2 separate regions of the Homo sapiens genome follow, and region 2 is linked to region 1. Evidence: read pairs that join two places in POLR2A ChIA-PET (ENCODE). Cell type or tissue: PC-3. All regions are shown on one strand. Each heading gives the region's core, and the rest is flanking DNA. Links, peaks and the distances in the headings are about the cores only. Region 1 overlaps SRGAP1 (SLIT-ROBO Rho GTPase activating protein 1). Region 2 overlaps SRGAP1 (SLIT-ROBO Rho GTPase activating protein 1).

Region 1 (12,318 bases), core at 3,524-7,523:
GAATATATACACAGACATTTGTTATTAACAGAAAAGAGGCCTAATTGAAAATAATGCAGAGATTAAGACGATAAAAGGATGCTGTAAACAATTTTATGTCAGTTAATCAGAAAATTTGAACACAATGAGATTTTTTTCTCCTTGATGAAAATGTGAGACCCAGATGACTTTGCAGATGAGTTCTACTAAACATTTAAGAGTCAGATAATTCCAATCTAACATGAACTCCTGCAGAAAACAGAAAAAGGGGAAACAACCTCCAACTAATTTCAAACACTATTACTCTCAGTTCATAATGTAATTATATTAAAAGGAAAAAATAAAATAGTCTTATGTATCTGTTTAAAAAATGTAAATACCAGGCTGGGCATGGTGGCTCACACCTGTAATCCCAGCACTTTGGGAGTCCAAGGCAGGCAAATTGCTTGAGCTCAGGAGTTTGAGACAAGCCTGAGCAACATGGTGAAACCCTGTCTCTACCAAAAATACAAAAAATTAGCCAGGTGTGGTGGTGCATGCTTGTGGTCCCAGCGACCTACTCAGGAGGCTGAGGTGGGAGGACTGCTTGAGCCCAGGAGGCAGAGGTTGCAGTGAACCAAGATCACGCCACTGCACTTTAGCCTGGGCAGCACAGTTAGACCCCATCCCAGAAAAATAAAAGGAAATACCATATATTTACACACACACACCTCATGAGTCAAAGAAGAAATTATTATGAAAATTAAAACATTTTTAGAACTTAATTCTTTACATATCAAAACTAGTGAGATGCAGCAAAGGTAGTAGTTTAAGGAAAATTATCATGAATATTTATTAGGGAAGAAAAGATGCCTTTCTTAGGGTTAACGCTTACATTAGAAGAAACAGTCATATTAGAAAGAATGATTATATTAGAAAAGGAATTGTATTCCATTTCATGCTGATGTTAAAAAGAGGAAAAGGTGTTTATGTTAGAAGTGTTACATTTTAAAAGATGCTTACATTCTAAATACTTATATTAGTAATAGCGTTTATATTATAGAAAATAACTGTATTATCTTAAGTGCTTATATTAGAAAATAAGGATAAAAAAGAATGAGCTATGTGTTCAACTTAAGAAAATAGGTAAAGAACAATAAATTCAATGAAAATGAAAACGATGATAGTAAAGATAAGAGCAGAAATTCACAAAACAGAGAAGAAAAACCAACAGAAACAGATAAACTAGCCAGGTGCAGAGGTTCACACCTGTAATCCCAGCACTTTAGGAGGCTGAGGCGAGTGTATCATTTGAGGCCACGAGTTCAAGACCAGCCTGTTCAACATGGTGAAACCCCATCTCTACTAATTATACAAAAATTAGCCAGGAGCCAGGCATGGTGGTGCATACCTGTAATCCCAGCTACTTGGGAGGCTGAGGCACCAAAATCACTTGAACTGGGAGGTGGCGGTTGCAATGAGCCACTGAATGCCAGCCTGGATGACAGAGTAAGACCTCGTCTCAAAAAAGACAAACTACTTTAAGATTCAGCAAGAAAAGGCAAAAATAAATATTTTTAAATAATATATTTTTAATTCATTACAGATCAGCCTATGTTTTTAAAATAAGAGAATACTATCATCAGTATTATTTCAATACATTTTAAATCTTATACAGAATGAATACATTTCTAGAAAAATATAATTTATCGGCCAGGCACAGTGGCTCACGCCTGTAATCCCAGCACTTTGGGAGGCCGAGGCGGGTGGATCACCTGAGGTCAGGAGTTCCAGACCAGCCAGGCCAACATGGCAAAACCCTGTCTCTACTAAAAATACAAAAATTAGCTGGGCATGGTGGCACGCACCCGTAAACCCAGCTACTTGGGAGGTTGAGGCAGGAGAATCGCTTGAACCCAGGAGGCAGAGGTTGTAGTGAGCAGATTGCGCCATTGCACTCCAGCCTGGCAACAAGAGCGAAACTCCATCTCAAAAAAAGAAAAGTATAATTTATCAAAACTGACATGAGAAGAAATACACAGCACAAATAATCCTGTAACTAATAAAATGATTAACTACTGATTAGCAGTTTAAAAATTATTCATACAAGGAAACTAATTAGACTCAGATAAACAGTTCTACTGAACTCTCAATGAAAGAAATATTTCAAAGTTTCAAAATCTTCCACAAAATAGCCTCACTCACGCTGTGAGGCTAGTATAACAGATTCGTGGTCAGGCTTGATGGCTCTATGCCTGTAATCCCAGCACTTTGAAAGGCCGAGGCAGGAGGATTGTTTGAGCCCAGGAATTCTCTGAGTCCAGGAATTCAAGACCAGCCTGGGCAGCAAAGTGAAGCCCCATCTCCCCACCCTCCCCTCCAAAAAAAAAACATAGACAGCGACATTATTAAAAAGTAAAATCATAGGTCTGTTTTTTTCCCAAGAATTTAAAGACAAAAATACTAGATATTAGCAAACTGAATCCAACGGTGTATACAGACAGACAGACACACACACACACACACACACCACACACAAAATACAACGAAGATAGCCTTAATGCAAAGAAGGTTAAATATTAGGAAATCTATAAATATTACTCATCACATTAACAGAGTAAAGAAGAAAAAACATAATATCAACAGATTCAAAAAGAAAAAGAAGGTAACATTCAACCACCTATTAATGATTAAAACTTCAAGTAAGCAAAGAATACAAAAGATTTGCACTTTACCTATTAAAGAGTATCTATAATAAACTGAAAACAACCATCATTCTTCAAGGGAGGAGGGGCCTGAAAGCATTCCTTTCTCAATGGAAAACAAGAATGCCAAGGTTGGCACTTTCACTAATTTTGTACTGGAAATTCTGCCTAGGGCAAAAATATAAGAAAAATAAATCCATAGGGCTTATAAATGAGAAAATAAAATCATCTTTATTTATAAATAATGAGTGTTTTTTTTACCAAACAAGGGAAAAAATTCTTTGAAATAGCAGACTAGCAAAGTGGCTATGTAAAAGTAAACTGCAGCCAGGCACGGTGGCTCATGCCTGTAATCCCAGCACTTTGGGAGGCCAAGGCGGGTGGATCACTTGATGTCTGGAGTTTGAGATCAGCCTGGCCAACATGGTGAAACCCTGTCTTTACTAAAAATACAAAAAAAGTTGCCAGGTATGGTGGTGCACACCTGTAATACCAGCTACTTTGGAGGCTGAGGCAGGAGAATTGCTTAAACATGGGAGGCGGAGGTTGCAGTGAGCCGAGACCATGCCACTGCACTCCAGCCTGGGTGACAGAGCAAGACTTCGTCTCAAAAAAAAAAAGTAAATTGCAGACCAGGTGTGGTGGCTCACACCTGTAATCCCAGCACTTTGGGAGGCCAAGGTGGGTGAATCATCTGAGGTCGGGAGTTCGAGACCAGCCTGGCCAACATGGAGAAATCCCATCTCTACTAAAAATACAAAATTAGCTGGGCGTGGTGGAGCATGCCTGTAATCTTAGCTACTTGGGAGGCTGAGGCAAGAGAATCGCTTGAACCCAGGAGGCGGAGGTTGCAGTGGGCCGAGATCACGCCAGTGCACTCCAGCCTGGGTAAGCGAAACTCCATCTCAAAAAAAAAAAAAGCAGTAAATTGCATTTCTGCATAATAGAAAGTAGAAAACACTCTTGAAAGAGATCTCATGAACATTAGTCATAAAAATAGCATCCTGATATAAATCTAAACAAAAATATCAAAAGCATAAAACTTTACACAAAGATATTTTAAAACAACTAAATAAATGGAGGAATACTCATATTCACAGGTAGGAAGAACTAATATATAGATGCCAATTCTTCCCTAACTGATTTATAATTTCACGCAATTCCAATCAAAATGCCAATGTGTTTTCAATGGAAGGCCAACTAATTCTAAAATTTACTTGGAAGAGAAAGGAGCAAGATCAGAAGATACTTCTGAAAAAGAAGACAGAAGGAAGATTTAGCTTACCAGACATAAAGACTTATTACAAAGCTATAGTAGTTAAGATAGTGTGATTGGTATTGGTGCAAGAATAAATTAACCAACGGAACACAATAGAGTGTCCAAAAATAGAGTTTTGCGTATGTGAAACTTTCATCAAAACAGAAGCAGCTAGCATATCATTTCTTCAAAAAGACTATTAGCACATGGAACCCAAGAAAGGTCATTTAAATGAAAAGAACTTTAACAAAATTCCTAGCTCACACAAAATAAAAAACTTCAGATGAATTAAAAACATACGCCGAAAGCAAAATTTTACAACATTTAGAAGATGACACAGACAGGTATCTTCCTGACTTTAGAGTGGGGAAGGATTATTTAAACACCAAATATAAATAATTGATACATGTGAACAGATTAAAAATGAACAACTTCTATTTATTAAGAGGATCTTTTTATTTATTTATTTATTTATTTATTTATTTATTTATTTATTTAGAGACGGAGTTTCGCTCTTGTTGCCCAGGCTGGAGTGCAATGGTGCGATCTTGGCTCATCCCCACCTCCTGGGTTGAGATGATTCTCCTGCCTCAGCCTCCCAAGGAGCTGGGATTACCAGCGCCTGCCACCATGCCCAGCTAATTTTTGTATTTTTAGTAGAGATGGCGTTTCGCCATGTTGGCCAGGCTGATCTCAAATTCCTGACCTCAGGTGATCCACCTGCCTCAGCTTCCCAAAGTGCTGGGATTACAGGCATGAGCCACCAAGCCCAGCCTAGAGGATCTTTTTAAAAGTGAAAACACAAGCTACAGACTGGGAGCAGATATTTGCAACAGATATAACTGGCAAGAGACTAACATCACGAACATACTAAAACAAAACAAAACTCACAAATCAATAAGATATACACACCTACTGTGTACCCACAAAAATTAAAAATAAAAAGGAAGAGAAAATAATTCTGGCTGGGCATGGTGGCTCACGCCTGTAATCCCAGCACTTTGGAAGGCCAAGGAGGGCAATCACTTGAGCCCAGGAGTTCAAGACCAGCCTGGGCAACATGGTGGAACTCCGTCTCTACTAAAAAATACAAAAATCAGCCGGGTGTGGTGGTGCACGCCTGTAGTCCCTACTTGGGAAGCTGAGGCATGAGAATTGCCTGAACTTGGGAGGTGGAGGTTGCAGTGAGCCATAGAGATGGTGCCACTGCACCCTAGCCTGGCTGATAGAGTGAGACTCTCCCTCAAAAAAAAAAAAAAAAAAAAAAAAAAAAAAAACACCATTTTTCATGTTGACTGCTGCTTGTTCACCAAAATCTCTTCTTTCATGCTGTGACCATCAAGTTATAATTAGAAACAGGGCCATCCAGAGAGACTATATTTCCCAGCTTCCCTTGCAGCAAGATGTGGCCATGTAACTAAGTTCCCACTGGTTAAGTAAGTGGAAATTATGTGTACTAGTAAGGGCTGGGTTTGAAAACCGTGGACATGTGCTCCTTAAGGCTGATTTTCCTTCCTACAAGCTGAAACACTGAAATACTTAAAATCTGGTTTCAAAGAGTAGACAAGTTCATTTATCTAGGTAATGGCAGAACCACAAGATGGAAGGAAACTTAATAATGGGGCAAAGATGTCCTGCTGGCCTGGATTGGACATCTCCAGTCTGTTACCCGAGAAAGAAAAAAATCTCTCTAGTTTAAAGTCACTGTTTGGGGGGTTCTCTTTATTATAACAGCTTAGCCTCTTCTTTAACTAGCACATTGCTCAATGCTAAGTGTTTTTCAGGCTGTGGAACTCTCCTCCCCTGCTAATAAGAGAAAGGTTTGACATTACCTGGTAAAGATGAACATGCACATTCCCAGTGACCCAGCAAGTACACCTAGAGAAACTCTTCTTGTACGTATACATCAGGAGACACCTACAGCATTTTATACACTATTACTATTCATGATAGCAAAAAAACTATAAATAATTCAAATGTCATATAGAATGAATCAATAGCTTGTAGTATTTTTTATGCACTGGAATATTATGCACCAGAGAAAGCACACAGTGTGGCAGTGAAATTATAGTTGCATACATTAAGGTAGATTAATCTTAACATAATAATATTGAGTATAAAATTGAAGTCATAAGAATACATATTATTAATTTTTTATTAGGGAAAATTTCAAGCATATGCAAAAATAAAGAGAATAATATAATTAACCTCGTGCACCCACGGATTATCAATTCATTTTGTATTTTATCTGTATCCCTACGTATTTCTTCCCTCCCCAAGATTACTTTCAAGAAAATCCCAGATGTCCTAATTTCATCCATTATTACTCAGCATGTATCTTTAAAAGATAAAGATTTGTTATACATGCCAAAACACTACTATTCCAATTTTTAAAATTTACACCAATTCATCAATATTATTAAAAATTCAGAAAGTGTTCAAATGGCCCTATATTCTTGATATATGAATGCATCCTAATCAAAACTATAAAGAAAGCTACAAAATGACAGTAAAGCTTTACAGAAAACAAAGGAATTATTAATACTAAGAGTGGCAGTGGGAATGAAGGGAGATTTGCTAGGAAAGGGACATTCCATGGGGGTTTCTAAGGCACTGGTAATGTTTCTTTCTTAACCTGGGTGGCTAGCACTGAAGTATTCAAAGCTACTATTCTTTAAACTGTAAATAATCATTTTCTGTACCTGTTTGTATGTATATTTCACAAAGCAAGCAAGCAAAGAAGCAAGCTTGCTCTCCCAAACACACATGCCAACTAAGCTCAAAGCAAGGAAAAACCAAAGTATATAAATGAGTTGTAAACAAATGAGAAATTTGGTTGTCCCATGGACAAATCTGATTATCAGAGGTTCAATCCAGAGGCTAAGCTTTGCTTGGATTTACCTTGCCCACTCCTGTACTCAAGGAGGGTGGAGTTGAAAGTCAGATTCTTACATTTAGCCTGAAAATTTACCAAAGGCCAGGTATACTGTGGCCCAAAGACACAGAAAGTACTAACTATACTAAATAGGAAAGTTAAGCAGAAATTCCTCCTCCCGTGCATTGCAGCTTGTTTTGCACATACACAACTCAGTGTATCCCTCATGGTGCCCATGCAAAGCAATGGTGACTGGCTCACTGTAGGTGCTCAATACTGTTAGCTCTGGTTATGATTATCTTTAATTATTATTTCACCTTCCATTTTACAGTCTTTCTTCAATTATTATAAAAACAATTAACCACATCATAAAATGTTCTTCAAAAACCAGTGGTAAAGACTGCATAACATTGCATGTATACAGTTAGTTAACAATTTACCAGTGGAATTTAGTTAACCATTCCCCACTGTTGGACATTTAGAATGTTTCCAGCTGAGTGACTTTCTAAAGAAATTATAAACCATTTGAATTCAACTTAAAATTTTGTGGTAATAGGCCGGGTGCGGTGGCTCACACCTGTAATCCCAGCACTTTGGGAGGCCGAGGTGGGTGGATCACCTGATGTCAGGAGTTCGAGACCAGCCTGGCCAACATGGTGAAACCCCGTGTCTCCTAAAAATACAAAAAATTAGCCGGGCATGGTGGCGGGTGCCTGTACTCCCAGCTACTCATGAGTCTGAGGCAGGAGAATTGCTTGAACCCAGGAAACGGAGGTTGCAGTGAGCCAAGATCTTGCCATTGCACTCCAGCCTGGGCAACAAGAGTGAAACTCCATCTCAAAAAAAAAAAAAATTTTGCGGTAATACTTGTTTGGACATCCTAGATAATTCTGAATGATCACCATGCTTATTTGCAGTATAAAGGAATTATTATTCCAAATTATTCCTCTTCTCATGTAATAAATGTTTAATGAGGCCCTGTACTAAAGCGTGTGGGAGATGCACAGACAATGATTTCTAATATCAAAGTGCTTTCTAGTGAAACAGAAGCAAATTAGCAGTCATAAGTGGAATTTTCATTCCTACATTGATTTTAAAAGAAAATACTTTTCTCAAGACTATGAGATTAAGGCAGTGACTTTATCTGATGTCATAAGAATCTTTTTCACCCACAGGTAAGTCAAATCCACTGACTGAACTACAGTTTTCATTTTCCATACAGCATCACTGAACAGAGGTAGAGACAATTTAAAACAAAAGTTATTCTTAAATACGTGGCAGCCCAGGGCCAGGAATGTGCTTTTAGGCTTTGTTACTTGCACTTGCATGAAAAATAATGACAAAATATAAAATCCACCTTATAATGAGCTGGGAATCTGTATGCATTGTCTATTCTATTTCCCTTTTAAATTCCACCATGAAACCCACTCCACTCTAAAAGCACATGGCACTCTCTTAGGATAATTCAAGATTAGTCCACTTTGGAATTCATTCTGGTAAAAAGACTAGTGATTACGTATTTGAATTTCAAAAAACCTATCTAAATCAGAATGCAACAAGATACAGCAGATAGAACAACATGCTGGGCGAGGTGGCTCATGCCTGTAATCCCAGCACTTTGGGAGGCCCAAGGCTCAAGCAGGTGGATCACTTGAGTTTGGGAGTTTGAAACCAGCCTGGGCAACATGGCCAAAACCCGTCTCTACAAAAAATACAAAAATCAGGCGTGATGGCAGGCGCCTATAGTCCCAGCTACACAGGAGGCTGAGGTGGCAGGATCACCTGAGCCTGGGGAGGTTGAGGCTGCAGTGAGCTGAGCCGAGATTGGGCCACTGTGCTCCAGCCTGAGCAACAGAGCGAGACCCTGTCTCAAAAATAAATAAATAAATACAGTAGATAGAAAGAAAACCAGCATTAAAGAGATAACAATGACTAACATTTGTTGACTATTATGTGCCAAGCCTGTGATAAATGTTTTCCTCACTGCAATCTCACAAAGACAACAAGGAGGCCAGATGCAGTGGCTCACACCTGTAATCCCAGCACTTGGGGAAGCTGAGGCAGGTGGATTGCTTGAGGTCAGGAGTTCGAGACCAGCCTGGCCAACACAGTAAAACTCTGTCTCTACCAAAAATACAAAAAAATTAGCTGGGCATGGGGGTGCATGCCTGTAATCCTAGCTACTTGGGAGGCTGATGTGGGAGGATCACTTGAACCTGAGAGTCCCGCCACTGCACTCCAGCCTGGGTGACAGAGCAAGACTCGGTCTAAAAAAAAAAAAAAAGAAAGAAAGAAAGAAAAGAAGACAACAAGGTAAGTACTACTATTATCCCTATTTTACAGATGAAGAAATTGACTCTTAGAGATCACACAACTAATCAGTGACAAGGCTAGACTGCTAACACCGAAGTTCCTGGTTTTTTATTATTTATTTATTTTTTAAAAATTAGAGATGGTGTCTCGCCATGTTGACCAGGCTGGTCTCGAACTCCTGGTCTCAAATGATCCTTCCATCTCTGCCTCCCAAAGTGCTGAGATTACAGGTGTGAGCCACCGTGCTTGGCCCAGAGTTCCTGGTTTTAAATACCATGTTCTGTTTCTTCCCAGTCTAACATATCAACAGGGGAGAGTAGATAATGCTGTCAATAAATTAGAAAGTAGTTCTGAGCTGACAAAATTACCTTTACATAACTGTCTCTAAACCAAACTTCTTTTTTTCTGAGATGGAGTCTCGCTCTGTGGCCCAGGCTGGAGTGCAGTGGCACAATCTCAGCTCACTGCAACCTCTGCCTTCTGGGTTCAAGTGATTCTTGTGCCTCAGCCTCCAGAGTAGCTGGGATTATAGATACATGCTACCACACCCGGCTAATTTTTGTGTTTTTAGTAGAGACGAGATTTCACCATGTTGCCAAGGCTGGTCTCAAACTCCTGGGCTCAAGCAATCCACCCGCCTCGGCCTCCCAAAGTGCTAGGATTGATTACAGGTATGAGCTACCATGCCCATCCTCTAATCCAAAATTCTGCCTTCAAACTGCTAAAGCATAAATAGACTAATTAGACAAACAATTTATTCCCTTTTCTTTATTTTGTTAGTTGTTTGAATTGAAGTGAAAATAGGTAGCATGAATAAAATTTTTTAAGCTGTCTCTCCTTGGCCGGGCATGGTGGCTCATGCCAATTATCCCAGCACTTTGGGAGGCTGAGGCAGGAGCTCAGGAGTTTGAGACCAGTCTGGGCAACATGGCGAAACCCTATCTTTACAAAAAAAAAAAAAAAAAATAGCCAGGTATGGTGGTGTGTACCTATATTCCCAGCTACTTGGGGTGCTGAGGCAGAAGAATCGCTTGAGCCCAGGAGGTCAAGGCTGCAGTGAGCCTTGTTCACCCACTGCACTGCAGCCTGGGTGACAAAGCAAGATCCTGTCTTGAAGAAAAAAAAAAAAAAATTGGCCAATTTACAAAGACTCTAAAACCTAGAACAGACTTGAAGCTGTCTGGCTCCTAAACTGGTCAACATAGCACAGGAGTAAACAAACCAATATAGATTGTCAGAGCTGAGATTTACTACCCTGTATTATAATCCAGCCCTCATGTGTTTCAGAAGGTCATGCTTTGCTCAAAATTTTCTCCAAAACTATCCCTTAATATATTCTGAAGTTCATGAAACTAACCGGGTTTTCAGGGCACTGTAAAGGCCTTGTTGCAGTAGCGCAATCAGCTTCACCAAAACATCAGGCAAATCATATTTGTACATATTAACCATGTTGTTTTTCTAGACCTTAAAGGCCACCCTGTGAAGCTGCTGCCTGGGTATTGTGGTCTCTTAAAATGGTCCTGGTGAAAAAAACAACTTGGTTAGAGTTAATCAATGTAATTAACTCCTGTTCACAGACGACGGTTTCCTTGCTCTCTTAGTTCCAACAATGACTCCTTCAATGAATGTAAAGTCTCAATAGGTAACTGTTCTATCTCCTATTTAGATATCTACTATGTGAGGAATCTACAAGTGAATTATCGCTACTGAAAAGAAGATAACCTGGGTTCTGGTCCCAGGTACGTCTTAATTGTGCAACTCTGTCATTAAGCCTCCCTGCATCATGTAATGAGTGGGTTGGAGAAAAAATGTTAAAAGTCCCTCCCAGCTATAAAGTTTTAATTCATAACTTAAATTGCTGTCACTTCCTATTCTATGTTGAAGAAAGAATGTAAGATGCAGACACAGGTTCCATATTGCTATGGCATGATGCAGGGCCATACCAAATCAAATTGGCATTTCCTCATGTTCCATCTGCTACTAAAATGTATTATTTGTATGTCAGGCTGCAGAGTGGTCAAAGAACAACAGATTTTCTTGGCACTCCCTGTACATATTCCATGTAGATAAATATGGTGCTATCTCTAGGAAAATACTACAAATAATAACTGTCAATTCTTAGCAACTAGCAACATGCATTATTAAAAACAAACACAGCCTCTCATCTATAAGTTCCACTTCATAAAACATGTCTTTATGAGTCTTTATTGTTCCCATATGTGTAGCTCCACAATATTTTTGCTGCAGAATACAAGAATTACATAGATCACTAAAGTCCACAGATAATTCAAAACCTTCTGCTAGCCAATTATTCAATCCCTTCCACTGCTACGCTATTTGCCAGAGATGCTAACAAATAGCATAGTCAACTGGTTTGGGTTTCATACACTTTTCCAGACATGCTTGCTTTCTAATGGCCTATTCAAACAAGAGATTTATTTCTCTTAATTCTAAGTCTTTGAGAATTTGACCAAGAGGCATGAAATGTTCAATTCATTCTTTAAAACTGTTGCCTGGGGTCCCCTTTTGTCCCCCATTTAAACCTATCCACTGTTTAACCACTTGTATCATTCCTGATTCTTCTGTCTTACAATTCTGTGCTACATTTCTCTGCATGTGGTTTTGATTACTGTTTTTTCTGTATTCTTTATTGTATTCTATTTTAATTCTCCAAAAACTCAATTTATACACTGTCCATGAACTTATGAAAAAAAAGTGAAAGCAAAAATGATTCTCCACAAAACAGAGCAGCCAACTGAAAACTTTAAAAGCTTGAAAATTTTATGAGGCAATTAATATGAACTGATATGACATCTTCAATTAGATTCAAAGACACTTAGGATTACAAAAATTAGTCAGGCATGGTGGTGCACGCTTGTATTTCCAGCTACTCAGGAGGCTGAGGCATGAGAATCACTTGAAACCGGAAGGCAGAGGCTTCAGAGAGCAGAGATCGTGTCACTGCACTCCAGCTTGGGTGACAGAGTGAGACTCTGTCTCAAAAAGAAAAAAAAAAGACACTTAAGATGAAGAGAATTCCAACTCCTTATCTTATAGATAAGAAAACCGAAACCCAGAGAAAGGCTAAGTGACTTGCCCAAAATGATACACACAACTAGATACATCTATGATCTTATACATAAAATTACGAATTATCACCAGGAATGGTTCTTTTCACAGTTAAGAATAGCCCCATGAAGTCTGTTCCC
Region 2 (9,962 bases), core at 944-4,943, 180 kb before region 1:
TCTGATGATGGCTTTCCTTAAAAATGTAAGCTGGTAAATCATGTTAAAGGCATTACAGAGCCAGAACAAAGTAAGGGCTAAAATATAAAGCACTGGCAGCTTTTTCTGAGCCGTGTGTAATTGGAAAGTTGTCTGTTTTTAGTAATTATTGAACCTGTCTGGGAGAAGTTTGGTTGGCTACTCCAGTTTAAAAGCAAAATAAAATAGCAGTAGGAAGCAGCTGAGCAGCTGGGAAATGAAAAGGGAGTCACCCCGCAGCTGGGCAAACAGCAAAAGGTCAACGAATCTACACACACCTTGCATTTCTTTCTAGGCTTGGCTCTTGTTATTCCCTGCCTGAAGCAAACCCACATACTATTATATTTGGGTCTTGGTTCCAGTTATATCTTAAAATGAGAGGGTGTACACACACACACACACACACACACACACACACGTTGCTCAGCTGTCTGTATTCTTGCTAATAGGAGTGAGGAAATGAGAACATGTGACTCTCATTACACTTGGATGAAAAGGCACCTCAGGCCACCCCGAGTATCTGAGAAATATTTCTTTTAAATAAATTATCGCAAAGAAAAAATCTGAACTTCTGACTCTTGCTTGACTTGGACACTGAGGACTAGTATAAACAGGTAGTTTGCACAAACTAAGCCTGAGAGAAAGGATACTGCGCTGACTGCCAGCAGGGTGTTCCTTACTGACTAGTGTGGGTTAAAAGGAAAACATTTGAGTCTGACCTAACGCTGGAAAGAAAAGAGTGTATCTCATCATAATGTGGTTCAGCACAATAGCTGAGTATTCTCTACCTAGTTCGGTGGTAATTTCCGGAAAGCAAATTTCTTTGTTGAGTTTTCCAATTTGTCTTAGGGTTTCCACTATTCACTAAAATGTTAACAGTTACAGTGAATGAATTTTAAAAGTTGGGGAGATAAACGCTAAAAGCTTTTTCGAGAACTCTAATTGCAGATAATGAATGCAAGTACAAACTGCATTATTTAAAATGTAAGCTGTTGACAGAAGTCAAATGTATTTTGTGTTTAAAATAACAGACAGTTCTCTTTCTTTTTCAGAGAAGTAAAGGAAAGCTTTTATTTTTTACAGGTGCATTTTGAATACATACTGCAAAGAAAATAACAGCTTCTCCACCAGCTTAATGCAAACACAAGCCTTTGCATACCAAATGACCTGACAGGCATATAGCCATGTAAATGTACTCCCATAGCATATTTTCCTGTTTGAATTCTTCTCTACTAAAACTTCATGCATAATTCTCCATTCAATACACCTAATTTATCTTTCTTGCTCCATTTTTCCTCAACTGCTGAAAAAATAGTCAAGTAGAAAACGACCCACGTCATGAATTTCCTTAGGAGATTGGGATATCCTATATGATAACTTGCACAGAAGTTAATATTTTTTTCTTACTGACATGGCCATATCATGTATCTGACACTACTCTTATAGTTTAAATCAAAATAATAAAAATACCTGTAGCAAATTTAATGCTTCGTGTTAAGAAATCACTATATATCTGAAAACTATATGTGTTGGAGAGATCAATAGATTAATGATATAGTTTCTACTTTTTGACTACTGGCTCAAAAGTTAGAAGACACGGATCCCAGGAATGGATCTACAATTACTAGGTGTCGGGAAATTATTTAATGCCTCTTGATTACTTTACAAGGTCGTCATGGATGCCAAATTGTGTGTCCCTGTGTGTGTATTTTTTTAATTTAAATTTTATTGAGTATTTACTATATATATCTATGTATACAATATATACAGATATGTACATATATACGTATAATTTACTTTAGCAAGCATTATATAATGCTCACTATGTGCTAGACATACTTTTCAGCATTTTACGAATAACATATTTAATCCTTCTAGAAACTCTTATGAAATAAGTACCTTTATTCTTCCCTTTATGTTGATGAAAAAACTGAGGCAAAGAGAGGTTATGTAACTTGTCCAAGGTCACACAGCTGGCACAGCAATGGTGGGAACCCAGACAGCCTGGCTTCAGATGAGGTGTTTGGGACTGCTACGCCATAACCTTTGGAAAGTCTAAAGTATCATACAATTGGAAGGCCTCTTTATCTAAGGGATACAGTCACTCTTAGTTATATGTAGGAATAGAGGAAAAGAGAGGATGAAAGATATTTATGTATTCAACATGTGCTTGGTGCTTACCACCCATAACCCACTGATGGGTGTGAAAAGAAATACTTGGTTTCCATCTTCTAAGAGTTTAAAATTTTGGAGACTAAAAAATGGGCCTTTGATATTCTGATGGGCACAGATGAAGGGAGGGCATCCAGGCTAGAAAGATGGTACAAGCAAAGTTCTAATAAGGCAGGGATGCGGGAAAGCACACAGGTGAGGTGGGCATGAGCAGACCAAGATGGCAGAGAAGGGGTCCAGGGAAGAACTTGGAAAGTAGATGGTTGGGTAACAAGCTGAAGGATAAGATTAGATAAGTTGGCATGGGCCAAAGAGTCTTGAAACCCCCACTAAGAAGGGCATAATGTATTCTATAGGTGTTGGTGAATCCACAGTGTTGCAGACAGTATGGTCAAAGCAGTGTCTTAGTAATAACATGGTGGAGATATGCAGGATGGCTTGGGGTGACTTCATTTAGTACGGAGGAAGAGGGAATGGACAATAAGAAAAAGAATCCACGATGACAGTTATAAGGCCTTTTCCCTGTTACCATTCTCTTTGACCTTTTCTTAAACTTGACATGATTCCCTCTACCATGGAGTTCAATGCTATCAGACTGGTCCCAACACCCATCCAAGCAGCAATTTGTGTACCACTCTGAGTCAGTCACTCACGGCTCCCTCCCCAGAATTTATATGTTCCTGCCTCTGCAGCTTCTCCCAAGCAAGTCCCTGAGCTGCTGTCCCCCAGCACCTCCTCCTTTTGACATTTGACCCATTCTCCATGGCAAGCTTAAATCTCACCTATGGCTAAGTGTTCCCTGGCTTCTCAGCCAGAGGGATCTTATTCTTCTGATTGCCAAGACAAGTATTGTCTTTCAAGACAGCTCTTCATTCAGAGTCTTCAGCACATAGCACTTTAGCTATATGTCACAGATCTCTGTGTACCACCCAGATTGTGGACTGTCCTGTAAGAAGAGCCAGGGTACCAGTCATGTTTATGTACCTTCAGATTCTTAAAACTGTCTCATATACAGTATGAGTAAAATAGGTGAGAATCAAATGAAGGATAAGAACCCATTTTATAGTAAGCTTGTCCATCCATTTATTCACTTAACAAATATTTATTAAACATCTACAATGCATCTGGCATTGTTCTTTTCTATCCTCGGCTTCCAAAATAGCACCAGCAATAAATACCTGGGATTGGACTAATGGGATGACAAATAGTTCTAAGTCATTTGTGAAATATGGTTAGTGTTGGAATTTATGGCCTCTCAGAAAAGAAATGATGTGGTGGTTTGGCAGGGAAGGGAGATGAAAAACAGTATGTTAGTGACAATATTTCCTAACTCTATATAGCCTGCTGCTTCACTAAATCCATTAATCACTAAAAGCTCTTCTGAGAAACTACATTCTTTGGGTTTCTTATCAACTACCTAAGATAAAGATCTATTTTCTACAATCAATACATAAGAGGACTCTAACTGTAGCTGAATTTCTGCAAGTGCCAGACTAACCAAACCACTGGGGTAATACCACAGCCTTGGAAGCCCACGCCCATTGTTTCCCAGGAAACTCTCAGGTGCGTGGGGAAAGCCACCAGGGCCACCTTCAGCTGAACCCCAGGAACCTAACACAGCCACAGTACCTCCCTCCAGGTCACAGCCTCTCTTTGGGCAAGCTGTCTCTCTGGCGGCTTGAGACAGTGGTAGTGGGCAGGAATTCCCTCAAAAAGAGCACTCAGGACACGTGTGCCATGATCTTTACATCTGCAATCTCCAGTCTTCTTGCTCTTTAGTATACCTGGCCAAACCCGCTGATGAACACAGACTCTGGAACCAGGAAGACCTGGATTTGAGTTCCAGTGCCATCAATTCTTAAGTGGGCAAGTTTCCTAATGCCCCTGAGCTCCAGTTCCTTCGAGGTAAAATGGGGATGAAATGACAGAATGTAAGCACACAGCACGGTGGGTAGTTATGATTCTTGACAGTGTCTAAGGTATGATGTAGAAGTAACAGTGCAGGCTTTGGGCCTTCATATCCAGGCTCTAAGCAGATAGGTGCAGGCCACTGTCTCCCAAAGGCAAAGCAGCAGAGAGAACTGAGGTACAATAAAAGCAGACCAACAGATGCCTTTTTGCTATTTCATGTTGAGAACTGGGCTAGCACAAACCTCATAAAAACTAAAACAATATATCAGTAAGGATGGCCTTGGAGGCGACTGCAAAGACACACATTTATAAAACACTCCTGAATTCACACTTTGGAAATGCTTTTGGCCTGTCTACACACACCTCTTATAATTAGCGCCTTTTTCAATGTATGGTGACAGTTACTCTAGAATCAGGTAGACATTAGCCCAGGTTTCAGGGTGCAATGTATACTGATTTTATTTATTCATCCACCAAACAGCTACTGAGTGTCTGAATACCAGACACTGTGCTAGGCCTTGAGACTAGAGATGAAAGACATAATCTCTCCCCAGTAGGGGTGACACAAAGGCCAGCCTACTCTTACTGCACTACAAATAGGAAGTGGATATATGCAGAGGTGGGAGAGGGGCAGTTGCTGGACTTCAGGGTAGGCTGAGTGAGAATTAGGTAGAGAAAAATTCCCAGGCTTCTTTGTAATCAGCTTATATTTAAGTCTGGAAGCCCATTTAGGGAGAGAAAAAAATGGATAATATATTTCATTTATATAAAGGATATAAAGGCATGAGAAGCCAGCCCTTAACATACACCTACAATGGATGTCTCTGTTTCTCAGTTCCCATCCCATCCCCCACCTCCCACTTAAGGCCTGCAAGTGAAACCAGAAAGTTTTTTTTCTTTTCTTTTTTTTTTTTTTTTCTTGTTCCCAGCATCAGGGCTGAAAGAGTTGCTGATCCCTGAGGTCATGAGTGGCCAGCAGGACTGTTACAATGATAAACTTTCACAAACCCACCTTCTCTCCCTGGGCCAATGTGGCTCTTCATAAATCAGTGAAAGCAAAGTTTACAAAACTTCAATTACACTTGCAAAGCAGCATTTATAGGACAATTCAGTTTGAGTAGTAGCATACTCATGGTTAAGAGCTCCGACTCATGAGACAGACTGCCTGGGTTCAAATCCTGCCTCTGCCCTTACTTGCTGTGAGGTCTTTGGCAAGTAACCTAACCTTTCTGTGCCTCAATTTCCTTACTGTAAAATCAGAATTACAATATTACTCACTGCCTAAGGTGGTGGGGGGGATAAAATGTGTTAACACATACGAAGAGCACAGAAGAGGCTGACATATAAGTGCACAGTAAATGTCAGCTATTGATATTTGAAAAGAATGCCATTAAATAATTCATTTCAATAACAGGTCATAATTTTTCCATGATTGGAGGGATTGTTGTTTCTAATAGAGGTAAAAGGAAGAAAATCAGCAATATTTCCATTTATATACTACTCTGCTTTTGCACTGCTATAGAGAACCACCTGAGACTGGGTAATTTATAAAGAGAAAGGATTAATTGACTCACAGTTCTGCAGGCTGTATAGGAAGCATGGCTGGGGAGGCTTCAGGAAACTTACAATCATGGTGGAAGGTGAAGGGGAAGCAGGCATGTCTTATGTGTCCAGAGAAGGAGGAAGAGGGCAAAGGGGGAGGTGCTACACACTTTTAAACAGCCAGATCTTGTGAGAACTCTATCATGAGACAGCACGAGCAGGATGGTGCTAAACCATCAGAAACCACCCCCATGATCCAATCACCTCCCACCAGGTCCCACCTCCAACACTGGGTATTACAATTCAACATGAGATTTGGTTGGGGACACGGAGCCAAACCATATCAGTGAATATGTTAAGAATTTTAGCAAAGCTCTTTATTTATTTATTTATTGAGACAGAGTCTCACTCTGTCACCAGGCTGGAGTGTAGTGGTGTGATCTCGGCTCATTGCAACCTCCACTACCCCCTCACACCGGGTTCAAGCAATTCTCCTGCCTCAGCCTCCTGAGTAGCTGGGATTACAGGCGCCTGCCACTGTGAGTGGCTAATTCTTGTATTTTTAGTAGAGATGGGGTTTCACCATCTTGGTCAGGCTGGTCTTGAACTCCTGACCTCATGATCCACCTGCCTTGGCCTCCCAAAGTGTTGGGATTATAGGCGTGAGCCATCGCACCCAGTCTTATTTATTTATTTATTTCATTTAGATGGAGTCTCGCTCTGTAACCCAAGCTGAAGTGTAATGTCATGAGCTCGGCTCACTGCAACCTCCGCCTCCCGGGTTCAAACGATTCTCCTGCCTCAGCCCCCAGAGTAGCTGGGATAACAGGCATTCGCCACCATGCTGGGCTAATTTTTGTGTTTTTAGTAGAGATGGGGTTTCACCATGTTGACCAGGCTGGTCTTAACTCCTGACCTCAGGTGATCCGCCCCCACCACAGCCTCCCAAAGTGCTGGGATTACAGGCATGAGCCACCACACCTGGCCACAAAACTCTTTAGAATGAGCAAATAGACCAAGGTGAACAATTAAATAGCATGAGATACGGTCTTTAGGGCAAGTTTATCAAAGGAAATTTGAGATACGTTGTGACTCCACTGAAATGAAATCAGCATAACAGTTTGAATTTATCATCAAATTATATTTATAATCCAAACAAATGCTTTGAACAAAAGACACTGTCTGGGACTCTGCACCCTGCTGGCTAGGGACTGCCAAGTAACCAAATGACAGGGCAAACGAGATGCAGGGACTAAGTAAAACAAAGGGAAAAATGGAGAACACATATGCAAAGGGAGGAAATAAAGCTAAGAAACATCACAGAAATAATCAGCTTCTGTTCACTGTAGTGTTAATACTTTTGTTTCAGGAGTTATCATACAGAGCGGCATTTTTTTTCTTTTTTGGGGATTTAAAAAATATTTTTATTTGTAATTGACACAAAAAAATTGTACACATTTATGGGGTACAGTGTGATGTTTCCCTCTACACATACTTTGTATAATGATAAAAAATGACTAAAAAAGGTAATGTAGATAAAATGTTTGATGCAAAAATAACATTAATATTATATGAAAATATGTACATTGCTAAAAAGTAAAAGCACTGATACTCATACATTTAGATGGGTCAAATAATGCAGCAGAAAATTCACAGACAGGCTAAAGAAATGTTTGAAATGTGCTCAAGATCAATAATAAGTGAAGAAACATGAGGCAGAATTTTTTTTTTTTTTTTGCTTTGAAAGCTCATCTCACTTGTTTGTAATAGGAAATCACGTCATCCAGAATTTAAAAAGTGACTGTGGGGGCTTGTTGTCAGCTGTCGGGGGCAGGACTTATGTGCAGAGCTAGGTCCGTGGCTCTGGTCAAGGCACTGCCTTGGGTCACTCTGTGCTGGCCCAGGCCTGCTCCATGCCTGGCTGCTGGATAAACCAGTTCTCTTCTGACCCACAAAGCAATCCAATGGTGGGGCAAACTCAGGATCTCTCTCAGCCCAGAGATCTGACTGATGAGGCAGAGTTTTTAACTATTTGTAAAAAAATGAAAGTATCTCATACTACCATTGACACAGCCAGGTGGGAGGGGGTCACTGGAGAAACGCCAACTGGCCTGCCCATGGGATGGAACCTCGGCAAGTTTAGGCCCTTTGCAGTGGGAAGGAGCTGGTCCCTCCTCTTCCTGTGTAGAACCTGAGATTCAGTCTTCCAGTGGGAGAAGCACTGGAGCATGGGACACTGTCCCAGGGAGAGTTCTGTTTCCCCCTTTTCTTCCTTTTCACCAAATAAAACCCTGTCTTACTCACCATTCAAATTGTCTGTGAGCCTAAATTTTCATGGCCATGGGACAAAGAACCCTGTCTTTAGTTGAACTAAGGAAAAGTCCTGCAACACCATAGCATATTGAGATTTTGCCCCTAGTAAATTTACAGAGTAGCATTTTTAATGGAAAGGTCTATGAACAACAAACCTGGATTTTGGTCCTGGCTTTGCTGCAAAATAACTCTGTAACCTCAGCCTTTCTGACCCTCATCTATTAGAGATGACAACATGACAACATGAGGTCTCTCTACAGGATCAAAATTAGGGAGACAATCAAATCTAACTTTATACCTCAGGCACTTTGAAAAGTGTAGGATGAAAGACAAAGTACAAAGTAGAGGCGTGATCATAGAGGGAAAAATTGATCACATAACTTCTGGGTGCAGAAGGCTTCCTTTCAAGAGAATTTTAATATATCCTTTAAAAGGAGAATATCTGATGAAGCTCAGAGGAAATAGTGTAGGATGACATTTAGGAGTAGTATATGAAAACAGTGTCCTTACTGTTATTCCAGTTTTTATTTTCTGTTGGAGCCTTCAGTCTCCCATGCAGAGACTGTGTGACTCTAGGGCAAGGTTTATGTAACTCCTACAAAGGAGGTGGTTGGTTTATGTGCCCTCTTGGATCGTTTCTAACTCTAAAATTCTACTGATATTGAATCCATGATTTCAAATTTTTATCTCATAGTAACTAAATTCTGTAAGAATTTATTATTTGGGGAAACATATATAACATACTTCTCAGTGTCAGGGTAGATGGCAGCTATTTTTTTTTTTTTTTTTTTGAGACAGAGTCTTGCTCTGTCGCTCAGGCTGGAGTGCAGTGGTGTGATCTCGGCTCACTGCAACCTCCTCCTCCCAGGCTCAAGTGATTCTCCTGACTCAGCCTCCCAAGTAGCTGGGATTACAGGTGTCTGCCACCACACCCGGCTAACTTTTGTATTTTTAGTAGAGACAGGATTTCACCACGTTGGCCAGGCTGGTCTTGGACTCCTGACCTCAAGTGATCCACCCACCTTGGCCTCCCAAAGTGCTGGGATTACAGGCATGAGCCACCATGCCCAGCCAGCAGATAAATTTTAACCAAAAGAAAAAGCCAGTATAACAACAAATTGTACTAATTATCTCCTTCTGGTTCTGTTGACCTGAGACAGCAAGGAGTCCACTGTGCTATGCCAGGGATATAAGATTCCTCCGGGAATTCTCCATGGGCTCCAAGGCCATAACTCATCTGCTTTGCTGAACAGAAATTATATCTAGAAATGAACAATGCCCCTATAGTCTGTCTAGCACACTGTTAAATTGATGAACCTTATACAGGGATATCTATTACTCTAGTGACTTTAATTAGCTCCCAAACTGATTATCGATCAATCAGCAAGTGCTCATTAAGGAGGAAAACCCAGGAGCTATTTGGTCTGTGTGGGCTGACATACTTACAGATATGCTACATGCTTCTATTTTTGATGGTTACATTTAAGTTAAATCAGGGCATTAGTCATCTTTTTCAAAATGCTAAATTTAACCATGATTTTTAAATGTTAACATAAATTACAATTAGTTTCATAAGATTTTGGTACTTTAATAAAACTAATGAAAAAGGATCAACTTACCCTAAAGAAGATAAATTGTTTTATGCCTTATTAAAAAGAAAATGTTTCTATTTGTAATGAAAGTAAAGTGTACTTATAAATCTTAATCTGCACTTGCTCTTTCCAGCAGTTATTGGAGGCAGGCTCTACTTTAAGTCTTTGAGTCATAGGTGGGGTTATTGGTTTTGTTTATCTCTAAGGAACTCTTGATCAACATTCATATTCATCAAAAGTTTCTCAAGCCCTCTACTATGTATAACAAATAGGCCTTGTCTTATTGGACTTAATTAATGTTCTATTGCTAGAAATCCAATTATGTTTTCTTCTTTATTGATTTATGCTAGTTCATTAGTTCATAATTTTTTATAAACATAATTATCAATTTGGTGTTATACTACAGTATCTGCC

Evidence for each region. ChIA-PET counts read pairs that join two places held together with the same protein. Peaks named below come from ENCODE experiments on the same cell type or tissue, not always from the same donor. Only the 100,000 strongest peaks of a DNase experiment are listed, where the experiment ranks them.
Region 2: POLR2A ChIA-PET joins it to region 1 with 7 read pairs; 9 of 35 experiments call an interaction of 5 or more read pairs at or near these places.

What each region holds. Positions count from the first base shown.
Region 1 is chr12:63,848,354-63,860,671 of GRCh38, reverse strand. The region is part of intron 1 of SRGAP1 (SLIT-ROBO Rho GTPase activating protein 1); the gene reads right to left. Among named protein-coding and RNA genes, the nearest start is that of SRGAP1, 9.8 kb to the right of the region's middle. In PC-3, for the core only: no CTCF peak of the experiment used is centred there; no DNase peak of the experiment used is centred there.
Region 2 is chr12:64,030,103-64,040,064 of GRCh38, reverse strand. All of the region lies in intron 4 of SRGAP1 (SLIT-ROBO Rho GTPase activating protein 1), which reads right to left. Among named protein-coding and RNA genes, the nearest start is that of KICS2, 190 kb to the left of the region's middle. In PC-3, for the core only: no CTCF peak of the experiment used is centred there; no DNase peak of the experiment used is centred there; H3K27ac peaks cover 456 bases.